2 separate regions of the Mus musculus genome follow, and region 1 is linked to region 2. The links are chromatin loops, found by intact Hi-C in ENCODE. Cell type or tissue: left cerebral cortex. All regions are shown on one strand.

Region 1 (8,000 bases), 190 kb after region 2:
GGCTTACTTCTTTTACACTTGAAAGGTTCCATGTGTGAGATTTCTGTGTTTTGTGAAGACGTCACATTAGTGCAAATTTCTATTAATTATTAACACATTGCAAAAGTTAAAAATTCACATTTTTCACAGGAGGGTAATTTTTCCTTTCCTGATCCATATATTATTTTGTTTTGTTTTCTCTGCTTGGAGTTAAATATAAAACAGTTTATTGATAGCCGCTGAGTCTCTTCCCAGACTCCAGAAAAGACTTCCTGGCCCCTTTGAGATCTGTCTGTTGCTGTCCATCTCTCCCTCCTAGTTTAATTGCTTACAGAGTGAAACCTTGCTCTATTTTATCAAAAGTAGCACCATGTCATTGCTTATAGTACCCCCTGACTTGTGCTATGTCCCCTTGTCACCCACATACCTCAGAGGCTCCATCGCCCTGACAGTAGCTTTTCCATCAGTAATCAGAGTAGTTCTTGCACCAGAATCTAATTAATGTGCCTATCAAATTGCCTATTTAGGAATCAACTGGGAGAGAGGAAGTGGCCACGCCCAGGCTGGCAGTGCTGGTCTTCATGTGTCGGATTCTCAGGGCTTCAGCTCCATTGTATTAAAAAGCATCTTCTCTATTACCCATTGCTAAGTAAATATCTTAGGACAGGATGTCCGGAGGGATGTACAGACTTTCTGTGGATCCCCTTCGGCCAGACACATCCGTTCATAAGCAGAGGGAGGCCATGCTTCTAGAGTAGACTGCCAGGGGTTGCTACCACAGGGGATGGATGCCTTCCCAAGGCATGGGCCAGACTGTCTTTGGGGGCTTATTCAACCAGAGCCTGTGCTGACTCTGCTCCTGGCAGGAAGTCAGGCATCCATGCAGTGGTGCTCAGTAGGTGGCTTCTGTCACAGCTGGATGCTCTCAGCCTTCCCTTGGGGAGATTGCCCCCTCATTTTGACCTCATAAAAATATAGTGTCTTTAGAATGCCTATCATTGCTTAACGATAATTCATTTTGCAGAATGGGATTTCCAAGGCCCCATTGCCCAGATTAATGGCTGTTCCCTGGACATCAGGAAAACCTCAACAGCACAATTATTTGTCTCTTCATTTTATATACATTCACCCACACAGAGGATGAGCTAGAGAGAGAGAGGGAGAGAGAGAGAGAGAGAGATATGGGTGAGCTAGGCTCTCACATAAGCAGGGACAGCAAGAGATTGGAAAAAAAAAGATTTATAGGCTGTAGCAAGAGAGGGTAAAGGAGGGGAGGCGGATGAAGACCAATCATGCTGAAATGAGACTTGACTTGCTGCTCTTTTTCTTTCCCAGTCTCATTTTGCTGGGTGCCCCTCCCCAGCATAGCTGTTCAGTCACTCCTGTGTGTGCTCATGCATAAATTCAGGTCAAGTAGAAAACCCCGACTTCTCTCTTCATCATAGGAACGGGTAATGTTCTTATCGATACGTAACGAGGAATCGCAACTAATTTGGCTCGTGACCTTATTCTTTTATCATTAATGGTGGAAATGGTATTTGCTTAGCCATTAATACATTCGGTTCAGTAAACTAAAGCTGTTTGAAATTTCCACTAATCCTTTCCCATTGAGGATTTCCTTTGGACCAAATCACTTGCGAGTAAAACTAAAAAGTAAATGCATGCCCAGGTTTCTAAGATTTTCTGGGATCAAACATAATTTACAGGGCACAGCATTTTAAAATGAGATTTCTTTTTCTCCTTTATGTTCGCTAGCTGGTCCCAGAGTACTGGAGCATGAATGAACTGTTTACTGAAAATATAAATTGCATGAACTTACCCCATGAAGTGTTCAAGTACTAAGGGCTTTTTTTTTTCAATGAAAGAAAATTGAACCAGTACACTAGGAGAAAATAAAAGTAGAAAACTGTTATAACACCTAGCTCTTTTCCTTTTTTTTCTGAAAAGATGCTTTTCGAATGAATCTGTCTCTGCTGTTTAATTTACAGCTTGAGGGCTCATTAGGATGATAAATGGCATGGTTGGAGAATGAAACATACTTTCTGAACAAAAGACAATGTCGGTAGCCTAATAACATTTTATGCTAGCACTTATATCAGTCAGAAGTAGATGCTATTTATCCCTGTGATTATTTAAAAATCATTTTTATTGTCCTTTGTGCTGTGTCCTCTTGCAGGGATTTTAATTCAGAGTTTGACACCTACTTATTAACTTCGACGAAGTGTTGAGTGCAAAGGCCGATACTTTATAAAGAATTCTAAGCAGCCGTGTTTATATAGCCTGCAGCTGTACACAAATTAGCTCAGTTTGGATCTGTTTCGATCAGAAATAGAAATCGTGTCGGGATAGCAAGTCACCTCTGTTTCTTTGGCGAAGCATGTGCTCTCTGCTGTCTGCCTCCATCTGAAGCAGCGGGACTTGCAGAGTAGACAGAAGGGGAGTTTTCCTAATGGTAAAGGAGCCCTTATGCATAAATACATCACTTCCATTTCCCTTGCTTTCTCCAACTGCTTGTCCCAAACAGCACTCTGTCATCTGTCACCACACACTCACGCCCGTCCTTTCTTCCCTCAGCCCCTCTCCAGGCCCACATTTCCACTCCCACACCCTCACTCTCCATCCAGATTGCTTCTTCCCTAAGCCATCTGTCTCCCTGGCTGCATATTTTCCCAGCTACTATGTGGGCTTAATTTTTTTCCAGGGTGGGTAGCACCCTTTTGAAATTGAGTGGGAGGCCTATATATGTGTGAAGAAGTGAAGACCAGGGATCCTGGGATGAGGGATTCTCCTGGCTGCTTTGCAAAACAGCTAGCACATGTGTGTGTGCATGTATGTGTGTGTGTGCTTATGTGTGCATGTGCATGTGTGTGAGAGTATATGTGCATTTATGTGTGTGTGCTTGCATGTGTGTGTGTGTGTGTGTGTCTGTGCATGTGTATGCATGTATGCGTATGCATGTATGTACATGCATGTGTGTTTGCATGTATGTATGCATGCATGTGTGTTTGCATGTGTGTCTCTCTGCTTGTGTATATATGTATGCATATATGTAAATGCATGTGTGTGCTCAAGCATGTGTGTATGTATTTGTGTGCATGCATGTGTGTGTGCAAGTGTATGTGCATGTATGTGTACATATGTGTGTGTTTATGTGTACATGCATACTCGTGCTTGCTCACAGTGTCATTCCACCTTTTGTGTGGCCATATTTCCAGCCTCTGTTTCCTCCCCCCTCAAGATGCCAATGCATGTCACTTGTGACTCATCCTTGAGGTTTTCTGAAAGGCCAAGTGTCTGTCTGGCCCTCCTAAGAGGAAAAACAGCTCTAGCACTGGCTCAGAGAACTGGGTGAGTCACACCCCTGGGAGATGTCTTGTCATCTCCCAGGGTTCAGCAGGCACTCTTAGGCGTGAGGCACAAAAGTGGGAACGGGAAATGTGTTCTCTTAGTCGAGTGCACACATGTCTTTCCACACTCACACACTCCTGCAGTCTTGGGTTTTGTTTGTTTGCTTTGTATTTCTTTTATATAAAGCTGCAGAGAAAAAAAACAACAACAAAAACTCACCACCCACAAAACATAAGAGACAAATTCTTGGAAAGCAAAATTCTTGTTGCTACTCTTTTAAACTCTCTTTAAATGGTATTTGCAGCTAATATTTTCTGCAGAAATTCTTCAGAGGCTTGAATTTTGTTCCTACTGGTCTGGCATCACAGCAAATGAAAGAATATCCAAACACCTTCTCATTTTCTCTGTCATTTTAGATAGTACTCATATTCATACATAATGACTTTTATATCTTAATAAAAGTTGCAGCAATAATTAAGAATACCTTTTAAAAAGGGCACATAGAGCCACCTGATTGTTCCAATGGACATTATCATAAAACTCAAGAGAGAGCTCATGGCGTTAAGACAAGGCCTTCTAATCCCCAGAGAATTGGGCATGGCCTAAGGAGTTATGTGACCATGAGAGATGCTAACCAATGTCTTTTGCTTCCTTTGACAAAACATGAGCACAGAAAGATCAGTTGTTCGTGTCCAGCTGACCTAAATTAACCTCTCCAAAAGGTCAGAATTCCTTGACAAAGCACCCTTGACCTGTCGTCTACCAACAAGGTAACAGAGATTACATGTTAGTGGTCTGTTCCACCTAAAGGGATTGGTGGTGGAGGGAGGCTGTCACACATGTTGCAGATTGTGCATAGTACTTCCTTAGTGTTATTAATACTGTTGTGATGCTCATTCACGGATGCACTAAGAAGCTGAGGAGCATGGCCCAGAACATAGAAACAAGATCCTGTCCACAGTGTGGATTTAAATAAACTGGAAGATGGATGGCGGAGACCTAACAGTTCAGGGAAAGGAAATGATTTCAAGAGAGGAATTCCACGAATCTGCAGAACTCATTATGGGCCTCGGAGGAACATCACAGACCCTTTTCAAAAGCATAAATAATAGGCACCTTTGTTAAAGAATCCAGTCTGGAAAACAGTTTGAGAGCCTCGTGCTTTGTGTCTCTGTCACCACGGCCAGGTCTGGAATTGTTTTCAACCCTGTAAGTTAGCACTTCATTTCTTCTCCCCGGCAGAGTCCTGGGCTGCCCCTGAGCACACGCGTTAGGACACATAAAGACAGCCTGGCAGGCCTCTGAAGTGACCTAATTTTGCAGCCTTTGGGCTGTCCAAGTTTTCTTTTCTTCTGTCTACATTTAATCCAGACAGCTGTGCACCACATAATGGTGTTTTGTTTGGAAAGGGGCATTTGAATCCGAGATGATCCCCTGAGCGTCTATAAAGCTGGAAAGGTCCTATCGCTAAGTGGAAGCACTGTGGCTGTCCTAACGTCCTGGGACAGGGCACTGGTCCCATGATTCTGATGATGCTGTACCTACTGACCTGTGGTTCTAGGACAGTAGGACAGTGGTAGTTATGTCTGGTGTGTGTACATTGATCATGATGTACATAGCTGTGTTACAACTATACATACTTGCTCTGCCCTTTAATCATCAGCTTGACTGTACTCCTGGAAACACTACAGAGAAGTGTACTCTGGCAGCTGCTGTAGTCTCCGTGTTTGGGGGTTACCTGCCTCTTGGTTACATCTGGTGCCATGGGGATGGAGTTTGCTGTGTTGCCATTCCTTGAGCACCCCATGACGGTTACACACTGATGATATTGCCTGGCACATCTCTAGGTTTTGCTGTCATTCTGTTTAAAGTTATTCTCTATTCCAGGTCTATAGGGGGTTAGGGTTAAAGTCTTCATAGTTTATTACCGTAGTGTTCTAAGTTAGGAACCCTAAAGTAGATTTGTTTGCAAGCTTTGTCTCTGTCTACTCACAGCCTTTGTCTCTCTCAGGAGGCATCACGTGTTCACACAGGAGTTTAATGATGGTTCACTCAGGTAACTGATGGTTTGGCCTGGTCCTAAATTTTAATTTTTTTTTATTTTATTAAATTTTAGAGTCCTCTCCCCAGAAATCGGGATAACTATAAACAATACAAATAATACCTATAGGCAGAACATCAGAAAACATGTTTTTTTTTGTTTTGTTTTTGTTTTTGCTAAAGTCTGTAATGCTTGTTACAAAGCAGCATATTTGAGATATCGTGAGATACTGAATGACTTTAGGAGAAACTACATTCAACAATCCATCATGAGAGAATTAAAACGCTTCTTTGTATTCCATTAAGTAAATAATCATAGAGCAGAATTTTCCCCTAACTCAAGTTGTTTTTGTAAATCTAACTAAATGTAATTGCAGACAGAGAACACTCCATTTTAAGAACAACTTCATGTTAAAGTCCTAACTTAGTCCTTTGAAATTCAGCTAAAGTCATTTTTTCTTAATCAAGCTGCCTTTCCTTGATTCTCCCCTCAACTGGAGCAAAATGCACGGTTGGTCTGGAGAAGATTGACACAAGGTCCCAGAAATGCCCTACCTTGGTTTTACCTGCTACTGACCATCACAAAATCACAGTTTATTGGCTGATTTTCCTTTTTTAACAAAGATCCTAATTGCCGAGTGCTTTCCAGCATTGAGTGACGAATAGCCAAGGTCAGTTGACCTTCAGGGGAGGGACATAGCAGTGTGAAGTGTAGGCTAGGAAGAGTGACTGTTGTGGTTCATCCATTTATGATGAATGATGATTTCGGTTCATGACTTCTGTGGTTCTCTCTCTCTCTCTCTCTCTCTCTCTCTCTCTCTCTCTCTCTGTCTCTCTCTCTCCTCTTCATCTGCATCACCTAGAATAGATTCTGACACACAGTGAGGGACATGAATGCAGATTGCATTCTTTGGTGAAGTTCTTTGGTTTAGAATGGAAGAAACTAGTGTCTAAACAGCGTGCCGTCTCCCTGTCCAGCAACCTTCGCTTTAGTGAGAGGCAGAGTTATATTGGTTGGTAAACTCAGTAGGTTATTACACGGTGCTCTGTGCTTTTCTTTGAATTTCTCCTTGTGTTCTCCTTCATGATATTCTCGTCATGAGAGGAATTCCCATTTGAAATGTTGTCCGATGGAATGACTCCCACTCGCCCTGTCTCAGGACCTCAGTGTCTCTTCCTCACACTCCTTGTCAACCTGTTCTGCTTCCCTGGAGCTGTCACAGAGCCCTCGCCCAGCAAGAGGTGGACAGCTTCAGTTATGTCACACTGACACCCCCAGTGTGTACTGGGCTCATGTTCTTCCCTCCATCCTACACTCCAGTCACTTACCAGGTATCACTGTAAAAACCAGAAACAGAGAGGGCCCTGGTGTTTCTGTTCAGACCACATGCCAATTCTCATCACTGCCCTTCAAGATGTATCAAAGATGAGTGGGGTCAAGAACCTCCTGTGAACCTGTCCCTCACTGCGTCCAAAACACGCTTAGGTCACACCCTCCTGCTCTCCACATTCACTGTCTTATATTCCTAACTTCCACATACATCTTCACCCTAGGCCTCCATATCCCCAAACAACCAGTCTGAGCTGTATCCTCACACCATTAAAATGTTCAGTACTGTCTGAACTCTGGCTGCAAATAGCCATTGTTTCTGAGAGGCCATGGCTGACTCGGCTGGAAAGCCCAAGGAAGGGTTCTGTTCTACGGCAGGTGCAAATAACTCTAGAGAAGCGTTGTCTCTACGCTTGAAGGAAACTGAAGGAATATCGGTGTGGCCAAGGGGTGGTATCCCAAGGCAGAGTGTTTTGGGATGAGGGAGGAGATGGGTCACGCAGAGCCACTTAGGCTGTCTTTGGCCTTTGCTTCTTAGTGGAAGACCATGGAAGGCAATGGTATTAAGCAAGAGAATGATACCGCATCCCTTTCCTCTCACACAGAGTAGTCTGGCTTCTGTGTAGAGAGAAGTAAGGAGACCTGAGAATCTCAGCATATGCAGACGTAAAGTTCCTTTTGGAGATGGAGTTGCTTTGCCTTATGGCATAAATGAATGTAAAGGAAGTCGGCATGGGGTAATCTTAGGTGGGCAGACAATGGTGGAAGCTTAGCAGTGGAGATCAAGACGTTAGTCTCAGGTATATGGGTTGAGATGCCCAAGTGGATGTGACAGTCCCCTAGAGAGACAAGCCTGGACTTCAACAAGAAGTCAAAGATACACAATCGCAAGCCAAGGTCTGGGGAATGGCTGAAGCCAGCAGGCGCAGCCAAGCCTGTCTGGAATAAAAAGGAAAAAGAAAATGAAGAAGGTCCCAGACCTGGTGCTTTGTGACATTGGGTTGAAGTGATTGAAGGAAGGGCAGCAGAGATGAGAGACAGGGAAAAACAGAGCCACTGATGTCCTGAAGCCTGGAAAACACTCCCTGGGAAAAGAAGTGAGCTGCTTGGTCTGCTTACAGCAGCAGGAAGGATGAAGATCAAAACATCCCCTGTGGTGAGCACCATGCAGGTTTCCAGTGACTTGCTTATGAGCCACCTTGTGGAGGTAGGAACAGAAGCCACACCAGGTCTATTTAAAGAGGGAGTCTCAAGGAATGTGCCTGACAAATGCAGACCAAGCCATGTGTGGGGCTCCCTGTAT
Region 2 (8,000 bases):
TACAAATAACCTTTCCCTCCCCAAGCCTAACTCCTTTTGCTCTTTCTCCTTTTCTGGGACCCATTTATCTTCAGCCACTAAGAGGAGGAGGCTTGAATCTGTGTCCGAGCCTCAGGCTCGCTCGGCATGGGACCCGCAGTAAACACGGTTCTGTTTGTTCTTCAGCAGCTTCTTTTGTATAAACAGATGTGGTGGGAAGGGAAGGGACGGGAAGCCAGATCCCTGGGAGGGGCGGGAGGTCTCCTTTCTGGAGAAGACTCCCAGCTGCAGCCAGGAGCCCAAGGAACAGGACACATTTCTTGTTCAGGCCTTGGAACTTGCAGTTCTTCCAGGCAGGGGCTGTTCCCCTCTCTCTCTCTCCTCCACCCTCCACCCCCAGCCTTTGTTCCTGGGAAGGCTGTCTCCATGTGATGTCTATAGCTCACTTTTGCCAGAGCAAACATTTCCAAGAGGGTTTATGCTAAGTAGGTATCTGTAAGGCACATTTCCCCCCTCCTTCTCTCCAGATACACTGTAGACCAAGATTTTGGATCCCAGCCCTTCACACCTGTACTTTGTCCATATTTCCTTTGTTCTTTTGTAGCCTTCAACTAAAGGGGCCGGGGTGGTGTTTCAAGCAGCGAAGTTGTTAGTTTGTAAAAATAACCAGTCAGTTTCTACAGCGGATTTGATGCAGACTCTGCCTTCACTTAGCGATTGATATTTTCACATTAGTTATGGATGCTAATAGGGAACTATTCCAAAGCTGGGGGAAGAAAAGGATGGGGGCCCGAGAGCTTTGCAGTTCTGTTTCCGAGAGCATAGAACTCTAGTTGGCTTTTTGGCAGTTTATCTACCTGCGCCCACGACTTCGTTAGTTCTCCTTCAGAGGTGGGTGAAATAAAAAAAGGGGTTGCTCCTAGGATTTCTACCAAAGGGGCTAAATTTTTGGCGGCCTCACATGGTGGCTCTTCTTGTCTAGAAAAGGAACAAAGGCCGATACACTGCAAAGGCCTCCCTTAGGGCATGCGGGGTTTGGTGTAAGTGGTGAGCTTTGCTCGGTGCTGCTCTCTCCAGGAATCCTGGGGAATCCTGAACAGGGCTCCAGGAACTGGGGCCAAGAGCATGGGAGAGGGGAACCCCATGCACCACCCCCGGGGCCAGCATGGGATCCTCAATTTTGAGGGCAGAAGCCCAGAGATGGAAGGATAGACCAGCTCTACGCCTCCAGTCCCCACTCTCAGAGTGTATATAATAATGAGCGAGGGGGGAGCAGTCTCTCAAACCAAGGGAGTAATAATAGCAAGGGTTTTATTTTTTTTACAAGCCACAGTGGTACTCTATCATCTTTCCAGCTGACAATCTGCCACTCTCTAGACAGGAGAGGAGGCGGCGGGAAGTTTGTAGTGGAAACCCAGAGAGGCCTTTCCAGTATGAAATAAAAAGAAAGGAGACTGGTTTCCAGGGACTGGGCAGCTGAGGGCTAGTGGGATACCCCTCGTCCTCCCAGCCCCCAGGCTAAACTGCAGCTGAAAGCAGGTCTTGGAAGACGCTTCCTTCCCGCCTCCTCTTTATTTCACTTAAGTTACTGGCTCCAGATATTTGAAACGATTTGTTTTCAGCGCTGCCGTGGGCTGCACTGTTAACTCTCACCGCGCCTGGGGCGCCCAGGGCTTTTCCTTCCTAGCGCCCACCCCAGATCTTCAAGAGTGCACACCTCCAGCCGCAGCGCCCTGCGGGTTCCCCTTAATTTGCGGAGGACCAGAAAGTCCCAGCTGGACACGGGGCGAGGGCGAGAGGCAGGGGTCTGCTTTGCTGCAGGCCGGCCTCGGCTCGGCACGGCATCCCCCTGCCCTCGGCGCCGCTGCGCCGCTCCCTTTGGCTCAGAGGACGTCCCCCGCAACCCTCGGGGCCACTGAGGGTCTGGAGAGATGGAGGGGCGCGGGTGAGGAGGGCGAGCCGGCAGTCCGGCCCGAGAAAGGGCGCGGGACCCCGAGCAGCCGCACGGGGAGAGCGGGGAGCGCGGGGAGCGCAGGGGCGCGCGGGGCGGGCGCGGCGCGGGGCTCAGGACGCGCGCGCGCGCCTCGGCCTCGCCCGCGCACACGCGCCTCCCGGAGGAGAAAGAGGCGGGCGGGCGAGCGGGCGGGCGCAGAGCACCGCGCCGGCGGCTGCAGCGGGCCGGGCCGCCGCGAGGGAGGGGCGGAGGGGCGGGCGCAGGCCGGGAGGGGGCGGCGGCGCGGCGAGAGAGCGAGCTCGCGGCTCTCGGCGAGTGTGGCTGCGCGCGAGCCGGCGAGCGGGTGAGTGCGCCGGGCGGGCCCGGGAAGCAGGGGCCGCGGGGGTGCCGGGCACTGAGAGCCGGGGGAGGGTGACTGGCGGGCAGGCGGGCAGGCGGGCGGCGGCGGCTCGGGCGCGGCCGGGATGCACCTTAGCGGGCGCCTCTCGTTGCAGCGCGCGGGCGGCCCGAGGCTCGGCAGCGGCGGCGGCGGACACGGCGGCGGCGGACACAGCGGCGGCGGCGGACACGGCGGCGGCGGCGCTGACACCTCCCACCATGGACAGCTTCGACTTAGCCCTGCTCCAGGAATGGGACCTCGAGTCGCTGTGGTGAGTCCCGGTGCTGGCCGCTGGGGAGCCGCGCTGGCCCCGCCTGCCCTCACCTGGGCCGGGACTCCGGGTGCCCGGCCGCCGTGGGGGTGGGGTGGCTCGGGGACACCCGCCTCGCTGGCCGGCTCCTTCCAGCCTTGGCGGGCTGGATGCTCGGCCGCCTCCCCGTGAATTCGTCGGTCTCCGGTTCCGTTCTCTCCCCTCGGTGCTTGCCTGCGCTAGCTCAGGGGGCCGGGGTCTGGCTGCCACTGGAGGAGCGCAGCGGTGGAGGGGAAGAGAACCGATTTTTAGAACGTGTCACTGATGCCTGAGAGCCCACCCCTCATCTCGCAGCCCCTCTCAGCTCCCTTCCTTCGGATTGTGCTCCCCTCCAGCTCCCGGAGAGCCTCAGGCTCACCACCCCTGTGACCCCCTAGAGTTGGTACCTCTACGAAGTGCCCGGAGAGGATGCTCTCTAGCCTTGCGCCCTGCCTGCTCCCTGCTTGGCGTTTGCATCCTTCCTCTGTCCTACCTCACTCCCACTGGAGATGGAAAAGTGAGCACCCTAGGCAGGAGGCCAGTGTGTCTTGGTGCCCGAATTCCGGAGGCCTTGGCCCAGGGAGACTCATTTCCCGGAGGTTCTCGGTTCCTTTGCACCCTTTCTTCACACATGCCCATGGCTGAACTCCTCACTCTTTTTGTCAAGCTCAAAGCTGGCAGCCTGGAATGCACTTGGGGTTCCAGTTCTCGCTAATCTCGCATTAGGGAGAGCTGCTATAGGTAAATCACAGGTAGATGCAATTTAATTCTAGTTGCGGTTGTCTGAAAAATCCCATTGGCTGCTTCAGCATCCCTCACATTGCCCCCACCCCTTAAATGTTTCCAACCAGCCCTATTCAGGTGGTAAAATTACTGCTTGTATATTCCTGGAGGAACTTGTGTTATGTTTAATATTTACGGGGATGAACATCTGCTGGAACAAGCATATTAACTGCTTTCTGTTCTGCCTCTGGTAATCGCTGATTGTAGAGCTGAGCAGTTCCCTTTTTAATTCAGTAAAGAGTTCACATGTGTCAAAAACTGCAAGTGGTGTGCACATGAATATGCGATGCACAATTTTAAAGCTAAACTGCTTTATGATTTATGACACATACCTCGATGGCATGTGGGCATGTGAATCTCCATAGTGACTTAGGCTCAAAGTGACTTTATTTTCTTAAAGACAGGTGTAACAAAATAAACTAGACACAGAGCTCACGAATTATCGGGCAGTTTCTTATAGAAGATCCGACGGTGACTACAGCTTGCTCTGCATAATGCTAGCACCTATAAAACACACAAGGATGGGCTCCAATGTAATAAAACTTGTATATATTACACTGGCAACTTCAAAGAGCTAGTGTAGAGAGAATATGGAACATGTTATTACTCTATAAAAGTTGCTAATTACTGTGTTGCTGCTCCTGGGGTTATTCCAGTCTTTCATTTACAGATACCTATTATTTTACAGGTTTACCTTTTGAAATATTGGTTTCTGGCACAAATTCAATAGCTTCCCAGATAACAACTGCCTTTTAAAAATGACTTTTGCTTTTTAAAATCTAGGCAGGCTTGTAGTTAAAGGGGAGAACTTATTTTTTGGACGCATGTTTATGCTACTTATCCACTTTCTGGTTCAAATTGAACTCCTGTATGGTTTTTATAAGTTGTATTTTGAGATTATCAGTGGTAATGTGTAGGCCTTTTTGGCAAGGGCTCAAGGTGTGTCTTCAGTTCCCAGTAAATTATCTTGAATACTGTCAAAGAATGCCTGCTGAATTGTCTTTAAATTTTTAATATCCTATTTATTTATTTATTTATTTATTTATTTATTTGACCATATCTCTCAACATAGTCCAGGCTGGCCTGAAACTTGCTTTGTAGACTGGGCTGGCCTCAGACCACATAGATTTTACCTGTTTCACTAGTGCATTGAGGACATTGCGCCACCACAGCTGGAAAGCATTTTTTTTTAAGCCATTGCACACTCAATCAGATTTGTAAGCAATATATAGTTTCTTGGCTTAAGAAAGCATGTTAGATTTCTTGATTACAGTATAGTAGAACAGTTTGGCTTAAGAGAATGTTTCTTATTTTGTGGATATAGAATTTACATTTACAAAAGGTTATCTTTAGGTAAAGTTAAAGATAAACCAAAAAACTTGGGTTTGCATTTCAAATATGTCAGACATTCTCTTAGTTATGGACCAATTTTTGCATGACATTTCTAACTCAATTTTAGGATTTGCTAAAGACTTTTATGTTTACAGTTCAGTTTCAAGCTCATGCATGATCAAAAACATGTAGTCTCTCTCTCTCTGTCTCTCTCTCCTTCTCCCCCTCCCTCCCGCTCGTTCGCTCCTCTCTTTCTCCAGCTCTTGTTTGTTTTTGAAAGAAAGTCTTGGTGTGCAAGTTTCACACTCAAGGTAATTATCCTGCCTCAGTCTACTAAGTTCCGGGATACCAGGCATGGGTCCTTCATGCCTGGCATACTTGATTACTTTCTATATGTCTGATATTCCTATATCTGTTATCTTCTTGTTTGAATCTGATAACATCTCAAAAGTAAATGACAGTACTCTCATTTTATAGATAAGAAAATACGAGTTTTAATCTGTAACTGTGCCAAGACCAAAAATGACAGCAGGTATTTTAAGTCTAATATTTGCTACATACTTGTCAGAGGCATGGCCATTATATGTCCTAGGTCATTTATTCCCCAACAAGAAACTTACCATGTACGTACTGTTGTTGGTCTGATTTTTACAGAGAGGAAAATTGAGGATAGGTGATCAGGTAGCTTGTCTGAGTTTATACAGCTCTGCCTCAATGAAGAATTAGCTTCGAGGTCCGCTTTCTGATATCAGGGCTATGCATTTTCTAGAGCCCCGCAGATGTCTTCCAGCCGATGAAGAGCGGCTTTGCAGGAATTACCAAGCAAGACCCTGACATCTGCAAGTTAAGGTTGTGTCAAAATATTAAAAGAGAAGGTCAGAACCTTAAATGGTATTGATTTAAAAAAAAAATCTGAAAACCAAATGCCATGAGTTAGGAGTGGTGCCTGTTAATTATCTCATGAAAGGAGATATAAATTTTAAATAAAGACCACTGAACACATCTGTTTCATCATAGGGGAAAAAAAGCACCCATCTTTGAAGAGAGGAGGTGCAGATTAATAGCCAGAGACTCTTATTTTGGTAACAGAACAACTTTTTCTAATTGGTAGACATGGAATCCCGAGCAAACAAATTGCACTTTATTAGTTTTGACTCTGGCTTTGAACCCAAGTATGCTTCTTGTACGTGCGGGAGGACGAGTCTCACACCACTATAGACAGTATATGAAACAAAAGTATGACCAGTGTGATACAATCAACTGATAGGAGCTTCCGTGTCTGTCTCCTTCCATACTATCACCCCCATACAGAAGCACCCATATTTGTATCTCAGGGTTGATCTTTCGTGCAGGACCTATCCGATAACTGATCATTTCAACTGTCTGTTAAAACGGAGATGGATGTCCGTAAGAAACATTTTTAAGCTGCGCTACTTCCGGTTTCTACTCTGAAGGTCAGAGATGCAGAGAAGGGGCTCCTTCTGCACAGGAGTCTGCAGCTTCTGCAGGCCTGAGCCCTGAGCAGAGGCAGTTATCCCAGGGAGCAATGCCTCCCTTTGGTTCCCTCCTGCTCTTTCTCTAGAGGTTCAGTCATTTTGGCTCAGCTGCTACACACATCAGGGTCTCTAAAGTGATGGTCACCCCTCCCGACAGACTCACTGTTGCTTTTGTTTATTTGGTGGCTGATGTAGGGGATGAGCTGGGTTGGGCATTCCTCCTTAGTTTTAGAGTTGGACAAGAACATAAATGCAAAAGGCAGTTTTCTGTTCCAGAGAGTCAAAAACCGACTACTCCCATACTTGGGACTGGGGTGGATAGTAGATAGGCAATTTTTCTTAATTTTTATTATTATTATTATTTTAGTTTTTACTTATTTTTTAAAAGGCTTCCATAGAAGAGGTGGCCTTTGAAATAAACTTTGGGAGATGAACTGGCTTTTACAGATGGTGGGGGAAAATGGCATAGGGGCATCTAGAACAAAGGCTTTTTGGTTTTTGTTTTTTATTTTTGTATTTCTAGGAGTGCTTTTTATTGATCACGGTGGAATTACCTGTACTGTGTATTTTAAACACGCAGCCTGGTCATCATGAGATGGTTTGTCAAACGTGAAAAGTTTTCCAAAACTAAGTTATATTTACTCTTCTCTAAATAAGAACACCTTTTTATTCCTAGGGAGAAAGTCAATCAAGATGGAATCATAAATATTAATAAGATCTTGTCTATTAGTCGCTTGACCCTCACCCCCACAGACTTTACATAAGCCAGAGTCCCTACATTTCTGTTCACACAGGCATTATACACCCCTCAGGTCCAACCCTATGGGATTGTAACCCCTGGGGCAAGAGAGACAGCTCAACAGTTAAGAGTGTGTATTGCTTTTCCAATTGATGTGAGTTCAGTTCTTAGCACCACAGGAGGCAGCTTGTATCCACTTATAACTCCATCTCTAGAGGAATACAATCCTCTCTTCTGGTCTCCATGGGCATATGCAGCATACAACCACATGGACATATCCACATACATACAACAAAAATTCAAAAGGGAAAAGGGATTGTAACACATGGATGTTTCAAATCAATGTTCATGTGGTAGGCATTGCTATTGGACAGGTATTACTGGCTTAAATATTTTGCGCTGAGACTCTGAGTTGATACACATTTAACATTGCAACCCAGTATTCCTGTGAACGTGAGTACACATGACTAAAATACGAGTGTCAGGTGATACCCGGTGATGTACATGATGCAGTCTGATATCTTCTATATCAAATCTGATATCTTTCTTTTTAAAAAATTTCCCATCCATGGATTGAAGCCTGCAATGTGAGAACATCTCGCATCCCCCATCAGGAGGCAAAGGGGAGAGACTGTTAGGAGTTTAGAGTGTTGTAGGTTGCCCTGATGCTCTTTGCATTCTGATGTTAATTCTACTTCCTGAAGAGGGGCTGCTCCCCACCCCCGCCCCCAGCTGCCCCCTGCCGAGAGCAGTGGATCACATGGGTGATCTCCTGTGATTCCCCTTCTCCATTTTAACTGGTTAAATAAAGGTTAGAGCCTGTGATTGGGCAGTGGAAAGAAATGGTGGGACAGGATGTCTTAGAAAGTGGGGGCAGATATGAGGAGGAAAAGGGAGGAGAGAGGAAGAGGAGAGGAAGAGGACGTGAATACGGAGCCTAACCATGTGGCCAGGAGAAGTTTCAAGTAGCAGCCCTAAGTCTGCCCAATCCGGACATATAGCTTAGGAATGTAATAACCAGATTGTGTGTTTTTATACGGGCTTGTTGG

Evidence for each region. Hi-C counts contacts between places; a loop is a spot of excess contacts. Peaks named below come from ENCODE experiments on the same cell type or tissue, not always from the same donor. Only the 100,000 strongest peaks of a DNase experiment are listed, where the experiment ranks them.
Region 1: a loop joins it to region 2, with 11 times the contacts of the local background. A loop is called at or near these places in 4 of 42 quality-filtered maps.

Annotation. Positions count from the first base shown.
Region 1 is chr1:38,433,192-38,441,191 of GRCm38, reverse strand. The region is part of intron 4 of Aff3 (AF4/FMR2 family, member 3); the gene reads left to right. Among named protein-coding and RNA genes, the nearest start is that of Aff3, 190 kb to the left of the region's middle. In left cerebral cortex, no CTCF peak of the experiment used is centred here; DNase peaks (open chromatin) are centred at 2,601 and 3,302; H3K27ac peaks cover 724 bases.
Region 2 is chr1:38,621,672-38,629,671 of GRCm38, reverse strand. It overlaps Aff3 (AF4/FMR2 family, member 3), which reads left to right and starts at 2,428. Exons shown (of 22, transcript NM_001290814.1): 1 at 2,428-2,583. The coding sequence starts at 2,531. In left cerebral cortex, no CTCF peak of the experiment used is centred here; DNase peaks (open chromatin) are centred at 2,230, 2,253, 2,645, 3,126 and 5 more places; H3K4me3 peaks cover 2,876 bases; H3K27ac peaks cover 1,396 bases.